2 separate regions of the Homo sapiens genome follow, and region 2 is linked to region 1. The links are chromatin loops, found by intact Hi-C in ENCODE. Cell type or tissue: endothelial cell of umbilical vein. All regions are shown on one strand.

Region 1 (8,000 bases):
TAAGCTGATTCTTAATTGGGTGATAAAGGAAGGACTCTGAAAAAACTGTCCCTTCCAAACTTGGAGTCAAAGATCTTATGGTATGACTGTACATAAGGCTCATACACTCTATATTTTGAAAGCCAGTCCTAGCTACAAAAAGTATGTATTTGTAATTTCATGAAAACTAAGAAAACACAATGAACATTCCTTTTTAATATCTATGATATTATTCTACTTTCTATTCAAAAGTGGCCTTATTTTTCCCTCTTTCAACCCATGCTTTGTGCTCTGTTTTAAAAAGTTGACTACCGAAGATGAATCTAAACATAGCTTTAGGTTACTCTTTGGAAACTGCTGACTTCACTAAAACAAAAATAAAAGTAAAAACTATAAGTCCTGAAATAGTAGCAACTATTGTTCAGAATATTGCCTTCGTATCATTGGAGAAAAATTTAAAGTGCATATTACTCTGAAAAGAACTGGTAATATCGAGATACACAAGAGTGTAACTCTAGTGGGTAATAAAATTATTCCAAATCCTGACATGCATTTACTGCCTTATTCACAGTTTTCCTATTTCATTTTATACAATATAACACATGAATGGAGCTCTTACAAATCCTTCTTTTCTGGCTTCTATCCTGTTTTGTAATCTCATAGACTCCTTCCCCTGACTCCATGCCTTTAGTTCCTTGTTTACTGTATTTATCAATTGTACAGAAATACAAACCTCTGAAACCAGATTTGCTCTCAAGAATTCTGTCATATCGAACACACTGATTGCTACACATTCAGTTTTTGACCTGACATATTTAAATAGAAACCCAATCCTGTGCAGTATGGGAGAAAGTCACTGGACAAAGAACTACTGATCATGTCCACGCCTTAAAGTGTCTTCCCCAGAAATTAAGGGGATATGCAAATCTGAATAGGAGAACTGAATCACACTGGCCAAGCTTGGGCAAGACTAGTGTATGTGCTCTAATGTGACTGTATGTATGTTGCCATACATAGCTGTAACCTAAATCCCTGCAAAACAGGCTAGGACATACTGTTCCCTAGAGAATGACCAAAAGGACAAAATATCTATTTGGCATGTTTTGGCTTATTTGTTTTTGACAGAATATATAACAAATCTGTAATAAATCAACAAACCTATAATATAGGTATAACAAATCTGTAACAAATGTAATCAGCTTATTTCATGAATCTCTAGGTCCACTTTACTTGCCTCCTTTTTTCCCAGACTTTTTACTGCTTTTCCAACATCCACATTGAATCTGATTAATTACAGAGTTCTTTCTAGGCCATCTAAGCTTAAATTTCTCTAATTGCAGAAAAAAGCAGTGAAGTGCATTAACAAGCAGATGCAAACAGCCGAATTCAACTAAATTCCACTCCCCAAATCCTACACCAACCACCAATTAGTTCATCCTAAAACTAACTTCTCTACCTTTAAAACAAGTTCTTTAGAATCAGAATGATTTTTCATCAGCCTTGAACCACAAGTATGTACAGGAGGGTTTACAAACCTGTCTTGAAAATCAAACATAGGATACCCACTTGCTTCTGAGTACCTTTAGGAAGTTATCAGATGACTATAAAGCCAAATAAAGCATAACAGATGTCCTAATTCAGCTAAAATCATGACTCTGATAGGCCCAAGCTAAGGAATTGGAAGGTGTTCTGTCTTCCAAAGTCTTTTTATTGTCTCTGATTGAATTAAGGACTGAAACCAAACAAAAACAAAGTAATGACTGTCCCTAACGAAGAGGAACCTGGGTTTCCACTAGGATTGAGCTATGGCAAATAAAGCTGTTTAAGTACAGCTGTACATACAACCCTGTACATACATCTCCTGTACATACAACCCTCCTGGACTATTCAGGGAGATCTTCAAGAAAGAGCTTGCTTCAGGGACAAAGGATCACAGCACAGGAATCCCACTCAGCAACATGGTCTACTGACTGGAGACCAGTGTGAATTGTGGAGTGTGGGAGTTGAATATAAAACTCTCCCCACCCTGTTATCCTTCCGCTTGTGTGGAGTTGCCAGACTTCAAGGTAGTGTGTTGCTTGAATAATGAGAATATCATTGGTGACAGTGACAGCATAAAGACTGAAAGCATTTTTCTCAACGCTCTATACTTCCACATTTTTCTGTGACTCTAGGAGTAAATGCTAGCCTCCAAAATGACTAGTGCTGCCATCCCTGACCAGCTGTTGACATGTTGACCCCAAGTCTACTATAATGTGACTTAAAAGATAAATAAATGTAGCATTGGTTATGTTGTAAGGTTGAGAAATAAGACTCTTGTTATGGTTCTAATACTCTGAGGTCAAGGAATTCTCCTATGAAACTCTCTTAACCATGCATCATAAAGGAAAGGAATATTACTCCCTTGAATTTGCATTGAAATGTCCTGAGTCCTGAAAAAATAGTAATAGTTGTTTTAGAGAAGTTAGCAGACTATGGCCCTTAGGCCATACCCAGCCTTCCACCTGTTTTTGTAACAAACAAATAAAACAAAAAACAAAAATCCCCAAGTTTTATTGGAACACAGCCTCGCTCATTTGTTTACTGACTGCCTATGGATGCTCTGGTGCTACAACAGCAGAGCTGAGTAGTGATAGAGATGGTATGGCCCATAATCTAAAATATTTACTCTGAAGCTCTTTCCAGAAAATTTTACCAACTTCTGTTCTAAAAGTAGGGCACACAACTCAAACCCCTGGAAGCAGAGTGGGTGACACAGAAGCAGCTGCCAGCCAGCAGGGCTGTCTGAGTCTGCAGCTTAAGAGTCTAGGCTTGGCGAGCATCAGTCCCAACAACAGCAGCCAATCTTATCCAGATACAGCATCTATTTGCCCTCCGATCATCTGTCACTCTCCATCAGCTATACCCTGTATTGCAGCATCATGCGTTCCCCCTTGTCAGTTCCTATGTCAGCTGGCTTCCAGTTGAATAAAGACAATAAAAAGTATGTGGGGAAAAAATGGAAGAAGAGAAAGAAATCTAAGTATTTCTTGACCTTTTCTCTGCTTTTGGCAGCTTCTTGTGCAGAGATTGTACCTCTTCCATGAATCCATTCCCTGATAGATTCACCTTCTGCGATTTCAACCTCCACCTTATAACCATGATTCCAAATTCTGATTATATCATTTCCTCCTTGTCCTTCCAGTTTAGGGGCACAATGACTTGCTGCTATTGCTAATCTTAAGGGTTTTTCAGGATCCCCTGTTGGAATTCTCAGTACTTACATCACTTAAGTTACTACCTCCCTACATTAAATTCCCTTTGTGGTAAATAATTGAGGTGATTTCTACTTTTCTAGTACGAAAGGGTCACTGGTATCTCAGATGAGAGGAAGCAAAGCAGTTCTGCTTAAGTGGCCCCTTTGTGCTCTAGGGGCTACTAGCAGCTTCAAGGATCAGGCTCCGCTACCAGGGATTGTGAACAATAACCAGGCTTAGTTTGGAATGCAGTTAAATCACATCTTGAGGATTCTCTGAAGCACTTATGTAGTAATAAAATTCTTACAGGAGCAGGTGAGAGCTTGGCATCGGTGAAATTCAGGCACAGATGTTAATGTGACTTCAGTTATCATTGAGGAGTGGTAAGGAATAGGACATTCAAGTTCCAAAAAGGATTCCATTTTTAACTATAGTGCTATTGATTTGTCATTGTGTGTAATGCCATTCAACATTTTCCTTAAACACTAATTGACAGAGTTATAATTTCTTCTAACAAAAGAAGAAATTGATGAGATTTCAATCTGATGGTTTTAATTACTGTCATTAAAGACACACATGAGCTTTCAGACTTAAACGCCCTCTCCCAGTTCTACTCTGGTAAATTCTTTGGGAGTTACAGAAGCCACTATAATTCAGACTCATAGTTTGATAGGAAAAGTCAGCCCTAGTTAAATGCCATCAATAGCTAACGCAGTTTGGACAGTTTAATTATGTACTTGTCTGAACACTTGTCACACTTCTGGTGACTTCAAAGCAATGTAGTCTTCAGCACTAAAATTTGCAGTGTTTTATAATCAAACTTATTAGTGCTTCTTCACATTACAAGACTATACGAGATATGAAGAGGTTAAGTAACTTGACCAAGACTATCCTGAACTGACAAGAAAAAATCGAGAGCTGAAACAATTAGCTAAGTGGTTCAAGCAAGATTAACAATCCATCTTTTTTTAGGGGGTGCTAGGAGTTTAAATTACTAAACTAAGTATCTGATAATTACCTAAACTCTCAGATCTCAGATTAAAATCATCGTCCAAATTCAGCATCACAATACTTAGTGAATTTCTTAGTGCTGTGTTTTTTATAGAAATTATGAACCCTTTGTTTCATATTTAAAAATTCTGTCACTGTTTTTGAAGTGTTACATATTTATATCGCCACCTGGTGGATTGATTTGTAATGAAGGCAGGCATATGGCTTGGGGTGGAAAAGGTGAGAACAAATCATCCTGGAGCCATTCACCCTTTTAAAGACACCTTTTCTCTCAGGTGCCTCACCTCTAACGCTGTACTTGAAAATTTTGTTCTGAATATAAACAGCCAGAGAAGGAAATTCAGAATCATGTTATTAACAGACATGTTTTGCCTCCTCAAGGAGAAACAGATCAATGAAGTTCCCAGTGGCCAGGAAAACATGAATATATGTTAAAGTCATTAATGGCTGTGTTGCTTCTGTTTAGCAGTAAGGTATAATGACACAACTGATTTGCTTTTTCCTCATTATGTGGTGTTAAAAAGGAGAATAATTATGACAGGGAAGATAGGGATGGCTGTATTTTTAAAATTAAAAGTAATGGATAAATTTAGTGTAAAATTTATCTTTTTCTAGAAATAATAAATTTTGTAGAAAATTAGACAGTTCTCTTATGAGATATATCTGCTATGCCCTTAGAGATTAATTGGGACTCTGTTTCTGTGTGTTTATTCTCATCTATAACCACTTTAGGACACAGCTGCCGTTACTTAAACAAGTTAATTGTGTTGGTCTGTTTCCACATTAAGACAATTTTCCAGGGTCATTTCTGCAGGATTTTTTTGAAATGTAATATTCCTTGTATGTCCAGGGTACTAAGAGTTCATGCCTTTGTCTTTGGAGACAATGGTGTCCTTGCAACTGACAAAGCTTCTTTTCAAAGGAATAAGCTTATTTATGTTGAATCAGCCTCTTTACTTCTATACGACTCCTTTAGGTTTGTGATAAGAGTGACTAGCAGAAAGAATAACTGAAGACATCCTTTATATCATTCAAACTTTTTTCTAGCATTTATGAAAACTAATAAGAAACCAAATCCTCAACACTTACAATTGTTGGAATATTCTGGTTAGTAAACCATTTTATCTTAAAAATGAATTAATATTCATAAGATATTTTACTCATTAAACTGGTATTTTACATAAATCTTTTCTTACTTTTTTTACTCATTTTCTAATTATTATTAATTAATTGGTTAAGCAAATTAAGAAGTCAAGAAGTACCCAGTGATTACAAATTATATAAAATATTAAATATCTAAAATTAGTTTCGACCCTAGGCAAACATTTCAGACCCAGTATATTTTCTTCATTGTCTTAGCATAAAACAAATACAAAAAGTCTCTATTTGTATTTGCAACTACTGGATAGGTGAATGACACTTTAAAACTCTAGGGATCTGACAATGAATGCATTGATACACACCAAATAAGATATATTACAAATTTTGGTCTCATCCATAAAGACATACATTGGGTAATCCAACCCTTATTATTCAGAGTAAAAGCAGTACTTTGGAACTTTTAAAAGAAGACACACACATGTGCGTGCACACACACATACGCATACACACAAACACACACACACATATCTGTTATGTAGGATTTGGGGCATTTAAAAGAAGCTTTATGTACATAAAAATTCATTAATCTTTCTGGTCTTTTCAGTTGGCTTTGGAATATATATGTGTGTGTGTCTCTTTATATATATTATTCAATGCTTACATAGTTATAGATATTACTAGTATTTTAGCTCAGTATCCAATACTATATTTGGCACCCTGTTAGTTGCACTCTGGTGATATTGTTGTCCCTTTGCATCTTTGATCCTTTCCTTTAATTTTACCCTACATGTTACAAGAAATTATAGATCTGTATAATTTAGAAGGTCAAAAATTTCAAAAAGGTTTTCTTTTAAACAAAAAATAACAGTCCAAACTTTCTTTCCCCTATTTCCCAGCCCTCAGAAACAACTACTTTGATCTTTTGCCGATGATTATTTTACTTGTTACATTAATGCCTTTAAATAAGGTGGAGTGCATATCCCACTATGGAAGTGAGAAATCTGTTTTCTTTCCTTTCCTCACTTTATCTACAGCCTGAACTTCCTTTCTATATCTCTTCAGAGAGAGATTACTGATTGCCTTATTTTTTTATTAGCTTAGTTTTCCATTCTTTTTAAAAACATATTCAACCTCAATGCTTTTACCTCATTGCCTATATATTCTCTCAAAACATCCAAAGACTGCAGGTATTCTACCAGTGAATCTTCCTGAAGAATTCTCTCCTGGAAGCTTCTGATCTGCTTCAGTCTGAACTTGTTGCCTCTGTGCTTGGTATAGAGCTGGCATCTTTATGATCTTTGTTGGTTATATCATCTTTGTGGGTTTGGATCTTGTACTTTCCCTAATTCGTGCTCACTTCTCTTCTGGATCACTCTTTTATATGGTGGAACATGTTCTGAGAAAGGGTATAAGGAGGTAAAATTTTGAGACCTTGCCTGATGAAATATCTTTGTTGTCCTTTCATTCTTAATAGTTTGGTTACATAGATAATTCAAGTTAGGAAATTACTTCCCCTCAGAATATTGAGAGCCTTCCTCCACCACTTTCTAGTTTCCACTGTTCTTGTTGAGGGGTTCAAAGATATTATGATTCTTACTCTTTTGTAAGTAACTATTATTTTTTTCTTTCTATAAACTTCTAGGGAGCTTGTCTTGAATTCTCTGGATTTATATGACAATAGGTTTGTTGCATGTCTATTTTAATCTATTTGGTGGATATTCACTGAGCTCTTTCAATCTGAAAACTTCCTTCTCTTCTGAAAAACTTTTCTGGAATGAGTTCATTGATTTCCCTCCTCATCTCCCTTTTCTCTTTTGTTTGTTTGAGACGGAGTCTCACTCTGTCACCCAGGCTAGAGTACAGTGGCACAATCTTGGCTCACTGCAACCTCCGACTCCCGGGTTCAGGCGATTCTCATGCCTCAGTCTCCTGAGTAGCTGGGATTACAGGTGCATGCCACCACACCCGGCTAATTTTTGTATTTTTAGTAGAGACAAGGTTTCACCATGTTGGCCAGGCTGGTTTCAAACTCCTGACCTCAAGTGATCCACCCGCCTCGGCCTCCCAAAATGCTAGGGTTACAGGCGCGAGCCACGTGCCTGGCTCCCATTTTCTCTAAAATTCTTATGCCTTGATATTAGACTTCCTGGATTGATAGGTTAATTTATGTTTCCTCTCCCGAGTACATTCGAGACAAGCTTTTGAAAAATGTTGTCTTTCCCTGCATACTTCCCATTTTCTTTTCTTTTCCTTTTCCTCTATTTTTAATGTTAGAGGATTTCCTCAAGTACCCAGTAGTCATGGGTTTTCTGCTTATATTTAACACCTGGACACCAACAATTGATTCGAAGCTCATAACTGGATCTTTCAAATGTATACTTTGCTGTAGGATGCCTTGGGTGAGCCTTTTAGCTGAGGAAATTTGAGGTCAAAACCTGGTTGATTTCCCAAAAAGGTATCTCCAGTTCTTTTGCCCAGAGGGTAGACTGGTACCTGTGTTCTGTGGGTTAAGGGGAAAGGAGGACTGGGGACTATTAGCACCCAGTATACATACACTTCCTAATGCCTAGTTTCCCTTTCATACCTTTGATCTCAACTCCATCAGGTGTTTTGCAGACACAGGAACAGACATTTTACTCTTTCCAGAGAATAAACCAGTCTTTTATTGCAATA
Region 2 (8,000 bases), 1.5 Mb before region 1:
TATCTATCTTGGTCTGAATGTTTGTGTCTCCCCCAAATTCATATGCCGAAACCTAATCATCGACATTATGGTATTAGGAGATGGGGCCTTTGGGAGATGATTAGGTCATGTGGCCTTCATGAATGGAATTAGTGTTCTTTTGAAAGCCCCAGAGAGCTGCCTTGCCCCTTCTATCATGGGAGGTTATAACAGGAAGGTGCCATTTATAAGCCAGAAAGTGGACCTTCACCAGAATCTGGCTGAATCTGCCAGTGCCTTAATCTTGAACTTCCCAGTCTCCACAACTATGAGAAATTAGTTTCTGTTGTTTATAAGCTACCCAGTTTAAGGTGTTTTGTTATTGCAGCCTGAAAATACTAATATATCATCCATATATCACTCAATCTACCTATCTATTCATCCATGTATTTGTGTGTGTGACATACACACAGTAATATACCTGCCTAATGTTTAATATTGGATATCAAGTTAAGAAATAAGCAAATTCCTTGACAGTCTGGTTTCTACTTGCATCAAGACATTGTCTTAAATCCAAGACCTCTTTCATTAGGATGAAACATTTTTGGAATATAATGTAATATCGCTGGGCTGAAGACAACGTCCACAGTGGCAAATGCCATACTACCACAAATAAAAAGAATCCCCGTTATGTCTCCTGTTAATAATAAAAATTTTATAATTATTCTCAGAAATAACCCCTCAAAAAGATACTATCAGAGACTATCAGTTTATAACACTAAACTTTTGAGACATCCTTTAACATAAGGCCCATCTCACTATTGTTTATCTTTTTTTTTTTTTTTTTAATTGAGACGGAGTCTCTCTCTGTTGCCCAGGCTGGAGTGCAGTGGCACAATCTCCGCTCACTGCAACCTCCACCCCCTGGGTTCCAGCGCTTGTCATCCCTCAGCCTCCCGAGTAGCTGGGACTACAGGCGCACATCACCACGCCCTACTAGTTTTTTTGTATTTTTAATAGAGACAGGATTTCGCCATGTTGTCCAAGCTGGTCTTGAACTCCTGACCTCAGGTGATCCGCCCACCTCGGCCTCCCAAAGTGCTGAGACTACAGGTGCGAGCCACCGCACCCGGCCCTATCAATTATTCTTTAAATGAATGATAATGTGGCAGTATAAAAGAGTACTAAATAATATTGTTTCCTCTGCACAAGGTGTACACTCATATTTATATGGTGTACACACACATATATATTTATATATATGAGTGTGTATACCATTTGTGTACACCCTATAAATATATTTATGGTCTACACACACATATATTTATATGGCGTACACAAATGGTATACATACTCATATATGTAAATATATATGTGTGTACACCATATAAATATATGAGTGCATAGACTGTAAATATATGAGTGTGTACACCATGTGTATTCATTCATCCTTCACTAAGTAATTCTTACTATGTGGAAAATACGTCTTATACCAATGAAATAACAAATAAATATACATACACACAAACACATACTCTTGTTCCTGAAATAGGCAACCCATTGTATTGTAAACAAAGTGACAATAGGTGCTATGAGGACAAGCTGACTTCACAACCCACTTGTTGGCCCATGTGGCTATGCTACTTGTTCTGACATCATCTCTTAAATCCTGAAAATAAATCCAATATCAACACTGTATCCATTGTAGATCCTCTCTAGTAACCAGAGAGTGCAGGGAAACAAATTATACATCAAGGCCTTTTGCTGTGCTGTTTGGATGAAACAAAAAAGGAACATCCAGACTCATAATTTTAACCATAGTCTCTTTCCCCTTGCTCTTTCACAAAAAGACAGCAGAATTTGTTCCTGTGTAACAAATGTGTTTCTCATGTTTTGAAAATATTTACTGAGGATTTTTACATCCCAGTTTTTCTTCCAAGAATGCTGAATCATGATTGCTTTAATAGGACAAAGCAAGCTGACAGCCCACATACAACCTGTTATCAAGACACTCTTGAAAATGTGTTCTATTTCTAAATAGTTGAGAAACTTGTGTTGTTTTTTTTAATTCTTTACCATAAAGCTCTCTCCAATTGAATTGCCCTATTCAACACAGTGCATACTTAATAACAACCACTTTCCCTTCAAGAGAGACTACAAGGGAAGTGCCTGTTTATTTAGCTGATCACTTAGTTCTTTGTTGCCTGGCATAGGGTTCCATTGTACATGAAAGGCACAGAAGCAGCACCCCCATCCTGAATGATTTGTGCAGTGTTTTTAAAAACATAGTGCCATGGAGTGAATTTCTATTTTGAATTTTCTGCTTTGTAGCCTTTTACATTATGTCTTAAGCTTGCATTACTTCCTAAAACTGAAGTTGAAATGAAGAATAAAGAAGATGGCATACATCTGATAAGGTTTTTATACTGCTATTCTGTGTTAGGTTAAAAGTAGCCACTATTGGTGACAAGTTTTCTTTACAGGACATGGACAAATTAATCAGATTACTTCAGTTGTAAACTCTATGATGCTAGGAACCATTTTATCATTGCACTTTCTCACTCTGCTCTGTAGGACAGGATTAGTAGTGTAGAATCAGTACTTAATGTGCCTATATTAGAGCTCTTGTAAGAAAACTTGAGTCTAATCTTCAGGGGAAAAATGTATATATATGAATATGTATATTCACATATTTATGAACATAAATATATGAATATGTATATTCACATATTTATGAACATAAATATGTGAATATGTATATTCACATATTTATGAACATAAATATGTGAATATGTATATTCACATATTTATGAATATAAATATGTGAATATGTATATTCACATATTTATGAATATAAATATGTGAATATGTATATTCACATATTTATGAATATAAATATGTGAATATGTATATTCATATATTTATGAATATAAATATATGAATTTAGGCTATCTGTTAACCATTTACTGTGTATATTGATATTCCACATGAATATACACAGTAGACGGTTAATAGGTACCGTAAATTGAAGTTATTAAGGGGTGTTGGAGAGATTGCCAGTAGTCATCAGAACCAAATCTCATGACCTAGATTTGATCCAGGGTTGCTTTGGAAACAGAGGCTTTTGATTTGCTTTTCCTAGTTAAATTCCTTTGCTTAGGCTAAATATATCTGAAGCATGTAGTGTTAGTCCGAACTTCTGAGGACACTCTAATCATGAAAACAATTATCTGGCCACTGGATGCCACTGTTGCTCAACCAGAAATCAGAAAGTGGGAATTCCTGTGGCAATATAATATTAGACAGTTAAAGAACATTACTGCTATTAATGACTGTGGATTTATGCTCCTGAACCATTTCTCTTGATGAATGCACTTTTTTCTAGATGAGTTGCACTTGGTGAGGGCAGGTAAAGTTGAGAAAATATGTAAATGGTTAGCAATGAATTTTTTGGTATATTTTACTTTCACTATCCTGCTACAAAAATACTTTTTTTTCCTGCTTAGTGTACTGTAGCTGACAGTCTCCATTAGTTATCAGCTAATGTTGCAGAGTAAGACCAAACAGGGTGTCATGGCCTCAAGCTATTAGAAGGGCCTCTTCATCCTAACAAAGACCCTGGGGTGAAAATAGTTTGCATGAACAGTCACTGGAACATTATTCAGACTCACTAAGCACTGCATTGCAGATTGACAGAGTTACACAGCTTCTTCATTTATACTAGGCACAAATAAATTAAAAATAGCTGTATTGTGTACCTTTAAAAAGTAACATAAAAATTGTTTGTATTTGAAAAGTTCATACAAGATTTGGGAGTAAAATGCTGAAGTAATAAATAAACATGAGGTCAGTTTAGGAACAACCATAATTGCTTTGTATGACAAGATTTGCATAGCAAACATTTTTTATTAATGTACAGTGAAGGCCACTGGAATGAGTACCAACCTCAGTATCTTTGCAGTATCTGTGCCTTCATAGGAAGGTATAGATTTAGCTAGGACAATTAGTCATTGTTTACTGAAAGGCAGATAGAGCCACAGTTCCTATTTAAATATTTGAAATTATTTTTATCTTGCTAGCTATGTTGATTTTAATATGTGGTTAAAAAAATAAAAGTGCCAATTTTACATTAGCAGTAAATTTCCACTATTCATTTCAACCATCTTTAGAAAACAGGTAGGTGAGTTTTATCAGGAAGACCCTTTTCTAGTCATAAATTTGAATTTATAATACCTTTGCATACATGTATGAAAGGTTTTAATGACCTGAAACATCTATTTTTTCTTGTTATTTTAAAATATAATACCTTTATGGTCTGTCTCTTGATTGGCTTTGTACTTAACACTTTGGTATCATTGATATTTTCTGGCTTTCACATAGTGTAATGAAATTCTGTACTCAATACATTTTTTAAAAGGTACTCATTTTAAATACCTATTTAAAAATACTCGTGCTTACTTTCTTCCTCATTTAAAAATATAATGTAACATAATTATTTTGTTTCAAAAACATAAATACTTCAGGAGGTAAATATGTGAAAGAGTAATGAGGAGAGGTCATATTACCTCGAGAAATATTTACTTTGGGATTTTTAAAATGTCAGTGCCATACCAAACTGGCAGAAGGCTTTGGAATGAATGCCAATTAATTAGAAGAAAGGAGAAAGTAATTTTTCCATTTTATGGCAAAATATTGGGTAAAATTGTATCTATTACATATAAATACATATATGTTACTAACATCTCACAGCAAATACAAAGAGATAAGGTTATTCTTAAATGCAGTCATGTTAAAACACAAATAATTTTATTTTATTTATTTTATTTATTTACTTTTTAGTGGTAAATACTGACATTGATTCACTCTCTTTAAGTAATATTCTGTGAGAGTCATGATGCAAAAAACATGACATTATCCTGAAAAGAATACTGGAGAGACAGAAAATATCTACAATTATCATATTTTCAGTATCATACATAACATCTTCTCCAATGCACTGGGAAGTTACTAAATGGAATGATAAGTAAACGCAGTCAGACAATTAGCAATTCCATTTGCCTAAAAGTATTCATTTAGCAAAGTCACATTAAACTCCATAAAGCAGACCTCTCCTACTCTCCCATTCTAATAAACAATACATTATTGCAATTGTTTTCTTTTCTTCCAGTATTTGATTAGACAAGGAACATTTTTCTTTCTCTATCAGTGTTTACCCAAAATGACTACATAGAAAGAATGTGAAGTCAGTATGCATGTATTACTATGATAACTATTAATAACTTACATTGTAATAAAACCTGATAATATAATTTTCTTAAAAATATACATAAAAGTCACAAGTTTGTTAATGGCAATACTTTATACAGTGTAGATAGATATAACAAAAAAAGATCTAGTGGAAAGTTTCTTCACGCCACAATTACACAAAGCAATATCAATTGTTTATAAATTGGGTTTATCTTAAAAGTAAGTTAGGCTCATCACAGAACACCAGAAATGACCAGTACATAAAATGGCCTTACCTACTATTGGTACAATGATTTTAAATAGACTTGGTATTTGAGAAAGTATTACTTAAAAATTGTTTAATAAATGGTCCCAATTATAGCTCGTTAATTGAGCAAAAAAGTATTTAATTTTATATAGCTTTAGACTTTTTTCCTTACTAAAATTATTTTTGTAAATGTAGATATTCTTACCTCATATTCAAAATATTGCCCAGCCTGGCCTTTCCCTCTCCTAATAAAAGTATTTTCAGGTTTTGGGATATTTGTATCTTTCATTGCCATATTGCTTTGATAGAGTAGCACATTACTAAAATATTTGTTGTATTAGCAATTTAAATATTCAAAGCTGAATGTGAATCAAACTATATTCATGGATGGATTTCCTAAATGATAATCTATGACATCTGATATGGTTTAGCTGTGTCTCCACCCAAATCTCATCTTGAATTGTAGTTCCCACAATCCCCATCTGTCATGGGAGGACCTGGTGGGAGGTAATTGAATCATGGGGACAGTTACCTCTATGCTGTTCTTGTGATAGTGAGAGAGTTCTCACGAGATCTGATGGTTTTATAAGGGGCTTTTCCCTGCCTTCACTCTGCACTTCTCTCTGCTGCTGCCATGTGAAGCAGGACGTGTTTGTTTCCCCTTCCACCATGATTGTAAGTTTCCTGAGGTCTTCCCAGCCCTGTAGAACTGTGAGTCAATTAAACCTCTTTCCTTTATAAATTACCCAGTCTTGGGCAGTTATTTATAGCAGTGTGAAAACAGACTAATACAACATCAGAGAAAAGATATGCCAACCAGTGTTTGTTTTTCTAGTCCTATGGACCTTTGTGACAAGTCAAAAGGGAAAACATGTATCAGCCTATCAACATAAATTAATAATTATCCTTCTGAAGAAAATACATAAATACCTCCACACATCATTTATTATTAGTGTTTTCTCTCTTATCAAACATAATCAGTTTAACTTCTGACTTTAAAAAATTATCTTATATTGCTTTGTGAGCTTTAATAATTCTGGAAGCTTTTCTTCTGGGCCCTCTCCCCTGGTGAATTGCAGTATTAAATGTTTTAGAACATGAAATATTCGCTGAAGTGTATAACCCTGGAATGCAGAAAATTGTGATTTACTTGGGGCCAGGACCAAGAAGAGAATCTTCCAGATGTCTTGGGCCTCATGACAGATTTTTCAGGGACAAGGAGAGGCTTGATAAGGGTAGATGCCAACAAAATTGGAGAACTGCAGCAAAGAAAAGAGAACTGGATTATACTAAGAGGTAATTGATCAGGCAAGGAGGAAAGAGACAATTAAAATGTGAAAAGAAAAGGACTTGACAAGTTTAGGATACTTTCTGAACTCTTAGAATCCTTTTTCTGAAACTTCGAAGATTCATCCATTCCTATGTGAACCTGAGAAGAAAATACATGGTTTCTAAAGGATTACCTTGGTTGACAATTTGGCAGGAGTTCAAGAAAAATTCTAAGAGCTCTTTCTGACCCTAGTCAAAATAACATCCATTTTAAGGTGCATAGTAAATTTAATTTTAGACTCTTTTGATCAATTGATGTATTAATTATAACATGATTAGACCCTTTGCAGAGTTAAGAATATAAAAGGAAAGAAGTGGAACATAAGATGTTACCTGAGAAAGAAACTAGTAAACTTTATCTTGTTATGGATTTCAGGCCAGACCTTAAAAAGTAACCTCAACTCTCATAGCCTCAGTAAGTAACTTCCTGTGTAACTTAGTTTTAAATATACAGAAAAGCAAAAAGGAGAAATGTCTCTTTTCTTTCTAGTTTTTAATTGGCAACTGCTATTGGAGGTTTTCTTTCTCTTTAAGCTTACACAGCAGTACAAAAAGCTACATGGATCACAATATCTTGGTTTTAAGAAAATATATAAAACAGATACATAATAGAAAAATATTTTACTAGAAAAATCTTTCTGCATAATCTTTTTGGAAAACATTACTCTTTCCACAGGTCTTAAATTGTTTTATAGTTTCAACCACAAATCAAAAATGTCCATAAGAACTTGGACAGGCATTGGTAAACGGACATAAAAGCAAAACAGATTTGATTGATTTATGTTCAGTCACTCCTCCTTAGCACTTAAAAAATTAAAGCTTAATCATGCACATAGAAGGAAAACAACGCTTACTCTTGGGAACATCCTCCTTGAATATTAAATTAAGGCAACAAAAGGATTTTTTAAGTTAACCTGTATTTGTGCATTTAAAACATATTTGAATTTTTTCAGTGGTTGTTTTTGGCCTTGAAACATTGAATGTCACCAAAATATCAGAGAATTCCAGAACTCAGAGGGTTAAGAGGAAAGGTGTTATTTCAAATGCTAGGTCAACAAACTATTAATAACAAGCAAAATCTACCACCACTGTGTCTGTCATCTGCTTGATTATCATAATGCCGAGCCTGGTTGGTATTTACCAGTTTCTCCTTGGCTGAAAGAGTGGTAAAGAGCCCAATTGTTGATCAATTCTCAGTAATACAGAAGTGAGCTTATCT

Evidence for each region. Peaks named below come from ENCODE experiments on the same cell type or tissue, not always from the same donor. Only the 100,000 strongest peaks of a DNase experiment are listed, where the experiment ranks them.
Region 2: it touches region 1 in a loop (21-fold over the local background); 3 of 110 quality-filtered maps call a loop at or near these places.

What each region holds. Positions count from the first base shown.
Region 1 is chr2:211,081,657-211,089,656 of GRCh38, reverse strand. The region is part of intron 3 of LOC107985978 (a long non-coding RNA gene); the gene reads right to left. Among named protein-coding and RNA genes, the nearest start is that of CPS1-IT1, 470 kb to the right of the region's middle. In endothelial cell of umbilical vein, a CTCF peak has its summit at 4,406 (motif pointing left); no DNase peak of the experiment used is centred here.
Region 2 is chr2:212,543,819-212,551,818 of GRCh38, reverse strand. No RefSeq gene overlaps it. Among named protein-coding and RNA genes, the nearest start is that of ERBB4, 9.0 kb to the right of the region's middle. In endothelial cell of umbilical vein, a CTCF peak has its summit at 3,184 (motif pointing right); a DNase peak (open chromatin) is centred at 3,198.